Linked DNA regions of Homo sapiens: region 1 is linked to region 2. The links are chromatin loops, found by intact Hi-C in ENCODE. Cell type or tissue: PC-9. All regions are shown on one strand. Each heading gives the region's core, and the rest is flanking DNA. Links, peaks and the distances in the headings are about the cores only. Region 1 overlaps KCNMA1 (potassium calcium-activated channel subfamily M alpha 1). Region 2 overlaps KCNMA1 (potassium calcium-activated channel subfamily M alpha 1).

Region 1 (2,912 bases), core at 272-2,771, 180 kb before region 2:
GGCAGGAACGGCACTCCGTTTATCTTGCTGCTTCTTGTTTCTTGCTGGTAGTAGGCACTCAATAAATGTATGTTGAATAGGCTTGAAATGCAGTGGATTGATTTGTCAAAGATGAGCGCCAGCCACATGGCTGTTCTGGCTTCCCCAGGTTTCCTCTTGCTGTTTGGCCACTTTGTGCTCCAGTTTTCTCTCTACAGAAAGAAGATAATATTATCTATCTTGCTGAGTTCGTTGATCTGTGGTGAGGGTAGAACAGGATATTAAAATATCTTACTAGAACCTTGGGCCCAGCTTCCGGTCTTCCTGATGGTTTCAATCCAGGCCTAGCACGGGACCTCTGTCTAAAATTCTCTGCTCTCATGGCCCTGCCATTCCTGAGGCACCCTTTGCCTCCAGGCTAAAGTAAACACCTGTCATTCATGATCCTCCTTACTTTGATATGATAAAATATCAGGGCCCAGACTGCAGTCCCACGGCCCTGGACTCCAGACCTACCTGTCTGTCTTGATCTCTCAATCCTCTAGGGCAGCCTTCTCCTACATCCAGAATTTTCTGCATTCTGTCCCCTACATGAATATTGCACTTGTTCTTGGGACCCTATCCCCCTCTCCCTCCTAACTTCCTACCTTGCCCCTTTCTGCCTTTCTGCTCTCAGCCTCCTGTCTGCCCTTGCAGGTCTCTTTTATGTCTGACCTTGCTGGAGTCCTTTGACCTCGGCCAACAGGAGTGACTGTCTCATTTGCCACTTAGGCACTGTCTTAGGTTTTAAATTTTTAATCTTTGTGGCTGCTTGTTAAAAATACAGGGACCCAGGCTTCATTCCCATGGAATTAGAATCTCCAAAGATGTGATCCAGGCCCCTTTGACTTTTAATAAGCTCCTAATGTGGTTGTGATTATGATCAAAGTTTGAGGAAGACTAACTTAAAATAGAGTGCTTTGCAGTATTATTTCTCTTTCTGTGGGACTCTGCTTATGTCTCCAAATAAACTATAAACATCTTGAAGGCAGATCTGGGCCTTATTTTCTTTTCAGAGTGGCACATATATCTGAAGACTGGGGCCGTGAGATGATCTGTCGGTGAGATAACTCCACCTGGGGCCCTGCATCTGATAGGCGCTCAGTAAGTGTTTGCTTGTTGATCAATAAAAGACATGAAAGCACCTGGGAAAGCAAAACAGCCTCTGCAAAGCAGGGCATTATTACTGGGAGCAGATCTGATGTGTACCTTCCACAGATTCCACTGAAGGTGTCCTCAGAGCACCGGACACTCAGGGGCCCGCAGCCCAGACACAGAAAGTCCACTCTGCTGAGAAATGCTCACCAAGCAGAATCCCTCACACTCTCTAGCTTTGTTTTCTTTGATCTCTCTGAGCTTAGGAGGAAAGGCTCCTGTTCCCTCCCTCTTGGCTTATCCCAATAATGCAAAGCCATAGAAGTGCAGGCTGCTGGGGAAAAGTTTGTTTGGACACTTAAGAATGTAGAAAAGGGTTTAGCTTGTATAAAGAGTTTTGCTTTCTCATTATAATGCTTGGAGAGAAGTGCAAATGTTTCATCTCCGCCTACTGAGTTATACTGCCTGTTTACATAAGCCTATATTCAGTGGCCTGAGAAAAGGCTTCTTGCCTTCTTCAGGGCGTGATGGTGCAATCTTGGTGTAGAGTTTCCAAGCAGAGATGATGCTACGGCCTCACGTGGTGGGAAGGCTGTGTGGCAGGAAGAATAAGTTCAAACTGTGCTTTGTTTAGAACTGTTGTGCAAAGTTGTTTCTTCCATCCAAGTATTAACTGGGCCAGACCCTGCTTAGCTGCCAAGATCAGACAAGATCAGGTGTGTCCAGGGTGGTATGGCCGCAGATACCAAGCTATTTCTAACACAAGGATGCTCTCCTTTTATTGAGCAGGGAGAAGACAGCACGTACAGACCAACCATCCTGGTTGTAAACTTGTGTCCTAGTCAGAGCTCTTTCTAGCTGGAGTAGAAAATTCTTAGGCTGTATGTAATGGAAAGAGAGTGGAGTCCAGCAATAAAAACAGATCAGGTAAAAATAGAGCTAGGAGTCAATAGTGAGGGCTGAGTTAGGAGAGTTCTCTGTACTTCCCTAGAGATTTCCAGCCATCTAAGCATACGTGTGAGTTCTTGCTTTGACAAATAAGTACTCCACTGGTATGCACATAGAAACTTCTTTCACCTGTGGGATCATTATTAACATGTTTTATGTGGAGGGAAAAATAAAGATTTTAGAACTTCTTTCTTCCCTCATGTTTTCACTCCATTAATATTAGGCTTAATTATTCAAATTTATTATATTAGAGTCTTATTGCTTAATTTAAAAAATTGAATGGATTATTAGCTTTTTAATAAACAGTGACATTTACTGTCTACTAATGAGGGCTCAAATCATGTAATTTATTGCTGCATCTCTATTTTGTTCATGAAATGAAACAGAAATTACTACCTACTTGAAACTGGACTTGTTTTCTGCGCTCCTATGAAACTGAACAGTGGAGGGTTGCTCGTGAAGGATCTGGGACATGTTTCATATGGAGCACAAGAAAAGGACGTCGAACATGCAACGGTCTGCATCCAGGTGCTAGAACCATTTTGTTTTTCCCTTCATCATCCCTAGAACCAAGAGTGTGGGTGGGAATAGCTCAGTAGAGTGACCATGTGATCCTGTGTTACAACTGAAGACAAAATCTGGCACAGAGTCTCTCCAGTGATGACTATGAAACTGACTGGTGCCCCATCAGATTCAGAAGTGGAGAGTGTTACATACTGATTTCAGAAAAATGTTAGATAAACATTGGGACCCTTTATTATATACCGGGAACAGAAAATGCATGTTGATAAAAGTTTGGGATGTTCCATTTCACTCTGATATAAAGTGTGCGTGGTCAGATTGGTTTCTAT
Region 2 (2,912 bases), core at 97-2,596:
GTTTCTCTGTCCTTGATGGAACTGCCCTCCATAGGCACAGGGCCCTGGAAGAAGGGTCGTGATGGTACAAGCAGTACCCAGAAGTGGCATGAATTGAGTGCTCTTCATGTTAATAAACCTTTCGTGGGCACTTTGCAGCAGCCAATAATCCTTGCACATGCATTCTCCCGTCTGCTGCTCACACTGTTCCCGGGAGGACAGCAGGATGGGTACGTGTCCCTTTTTGGCATCAGACAGCTGGATTTAAATTCACACTGTGTCTTCCTGGGCCAGCTACTTAACCTCTCATCTGTCAATGGAGGACATTAGTACCAACGTCATAGAGTTACTATGATCATGCTAAAAAACAGTAGTCGATAGTATAATTATTGTTAGTAGTACTATTTACTAGTAATATCTATTCTAGATTGTGCATGGTAAGAACTGACTTTCCATTTGCTGTAGCTCTCCTCCCTCCTCTCCTCCTTCCCCCACTCCTTCCTTCCCTCCCACCCACCAAGATTTGTCAGGTGCTTACTCTGAGCTCACAGGGATTCAATATTGAAGATACAGCCATAAATGAAACAGACATGGTGAAACCCCCATCTCTACTAAAAATGCAAAAACTAAACAGGTGTGGTGGCACATGCCTATACTCCTAGCACTCAGGAGGCTGAGACAGGAGAATCGCTTGAACCCAGGAGGCAGAGGTTGCAGTGAGCCGAGATCACGCCACTGCACTCCAGCCTGGGTGACAGAGAAAGACTCTGTCTAAAACAAAACAAACAAAACAAAAAGAAACAGACAAAAACTCTTTCCCTCATGCAGCTTGCAGACAGCACACAATGATGAAGTAAAGGAAGCAGGTGGCAGACACACTCCGGAGAAGACAGCACAGACAGGGAGAGGTCGGGATGAGGTGGAGAGCTCATGGACAAAGTGAGGATGTGAACCAAAGCTCGAGAGAAATGAGGGTGCAGCCACGGGGATCTCTGGAGCAGAGGCAGAGGCCAGTGCAGACAGCCCCGAGACGGGACTGGGTCTGGAATGTCCTGGCAGCATGAGGAGGCCATTGCATCTGAAGTGGAGCTAGTGAGCGGCAGACTCGCAGGATGACAGGCACGAGTGGGGCTGATTGGGTGTGAAGACTTCACTTGTCCTCTGAATGGGCCAAGAAGCCATAGGAGGGTGTTGGGTACAACAGTGACATGATTTCAGTTACATTTTTGAAAAGTATTTTTCTTCCCAGATGGCCTTTGCCTAAACAACTTCCCAGATCCTGGATGAGGAACCAGTGTCCAAAGAACTGACACGTAGTTAAACCCGAGGCAGACTTGGAGCTTCAAGGCTTGGCTCTAGGCAGGCAGCAGGGAGGGGCCCTGGGATCCCCTCAAGGCGGGCCCAGCCAGCTTCTCATGCCTGAGGCAGTCATCCAGCAGGTGTGGTGCCTGCAGTGACCTTGGTGCCTGGTTCAGCTTGACAGGTGTCAGGAGTGTGCCTGGGGGTGAGAGAGTCCAACCGGGTGAGAGCAGGTGTGGCAGCAGCTCACCCTGTCAGGGAGGGTGTGCCCAGCATGACAGGTCACCTGCTGAGACTTGGCAATTTGACATCCTGTTAGGGTGCAGGGTGACAACGGGGGACCTGCCCTGCAAGTTGCAGCTGGGTAGGAATCTGAGTGTTGAGCCCTGCGTTCTGTGAGGGCTCTGGCTTTGTGGCACAGGACTTCTTTCTCCAGAGCAGCCCTGCTTCCTGCCCAGAACCAGAGGACAGTGACTCCACTTGCCTGCCGTTTGTAAAGCAGTTGCTTTCAGAAAGGCAATGCTCTGTTACCAGATTAGGGCTCCTGCAAGAATCAGGCAGGGTGACAAGGCAGGACTCATCCCTGTTCATAGAAGAGAATATGGAGGGTTTGAGGAATGACATGACTTGCTGGAGGCCACCCAGAAAAGTTGGACTTGGTCCAGAGTATCTTTTGATTTTCATAGTTCTTCCTGCCACACCACAGACCTGAGAGTCCCAGTATACTGGGTCTAATTCAGCAAGGATGAGAGACGGAGACAGCCAAATCTGAGGGATGGGGCTGTGGGGTCCTAGGATTAGCACAAGCTTGCTCTCCTGTGCTAGACCAGAGCAGCTGTCGTGGCTGGGGAAGGCTGGGCCCTTTGAAGACAAGCAGGATTAGCCCTTGTCGTGACCCTCACACCTGAACCCAGTACCAGGCTAGGTGGAGCCTTCTGCCAGTCCTAGGAACACCCTGAACTCCAGGTTCCAGGCTGGGGCAGCAGAGTGACTGTCACTTGGGCTAGATTTGGAGCAATTGTCTTATCGGGGAGGCAACAAGAGATAAGGGAAACAGAGCAACTGGGGCTTGCTTCCTGGCCCGGTGGTCACCTGGCTGGGCTGGGTGGCCCTGAGCTTGTGGCTTTCCCTCTGGGCCTCAGTTTTCTCATCTGTACACTGTGTGTGTGGTAGTTGGGTGGTGGTGGGGATCCTCAGGAATTGCTAAGGTCCCTTCTCAAGCTTTGGTCTTTGATCTTGTGATTCAGCGGGAAATGCCCAAACGCATCAGATGAGGTTTGTATCTTGAGCACCAGGTGATGGGGTGCAGTCAGGCCCTTGGCCCCAGGTGACATAGGAAGGGTGAGCCCCTCTGCGGCCATGTCAACAAAAAGTCATCGTGGGGAACACCACTAAAGGGAATGGGGAGAAGGCATAGAAAGGGGTGAGGGTGTAAGGCTGGGCACAGCCCCGTGAGAGGTTGCCTGGTAGGGTGGGTGTCGGGAGGGGACTGTGGCCACTCTTCTCTCTGGTGTTCCCTGCCTCCTGTGCCTGCACCCTTGCCCTGAATTCCTCCCCACCTTCTGATGTGGGCACTGAAATTAGATGTCACTGTTGCCACTGAGAGGCAGCTGTGGCCTGCTTTACACAAGGCT

The links. Peaks named below come from ENCODE experiments on the same cell type or tissue, not always from the same donor. Only the 100,000 strongest peaks of a DNase experiment are listed, where the experiment ranks them.
Region 1: it touches region 2 in a loop (2.7-fold over the local background); 5 of 110 quality-filtered maps call a loop at or near these places.

Annotation. Positions count from the first base shown.
Region 1 is chr10:77,585,994-77,588,905 of GRCh38, reverse strand. All of the region lies in intron 1 of KCNMA1 (potassium calcium-activated channel subfamily M alpha 1), which reads left to right. It also overlaps the pseudogene RNA5SP321. Among named protein-coding and RNA genes, the nearest start is that of KCNMA1, 50 kb to the left of the region's middle. In PC-9, for the core only: no CTCF peak of the experiment used is centred there; DNase peaks (open chromatin) are centred at 455 and 1,645; H3K27ac peaks cover 2,486 bases.
Region 2 is chr10:77,408,862-77,411,773 of GRCh38, reverse strand. The region is part of intron 1 of KCNMA1 (potassium calcium-activated channel subfamily M alpha 1); the gene reads left to right. Among named protein-coding and RNA genes, the nearest start is that of KCNMA1-AS3, 59 kb to the right of the region's middle. RefSeq lists an enhancer at 1,002-1,501. In PC-9, for the core only: no CTCF peak of the experiment used is centred there; a DNase peak (open chromatin) is centred at 1,523.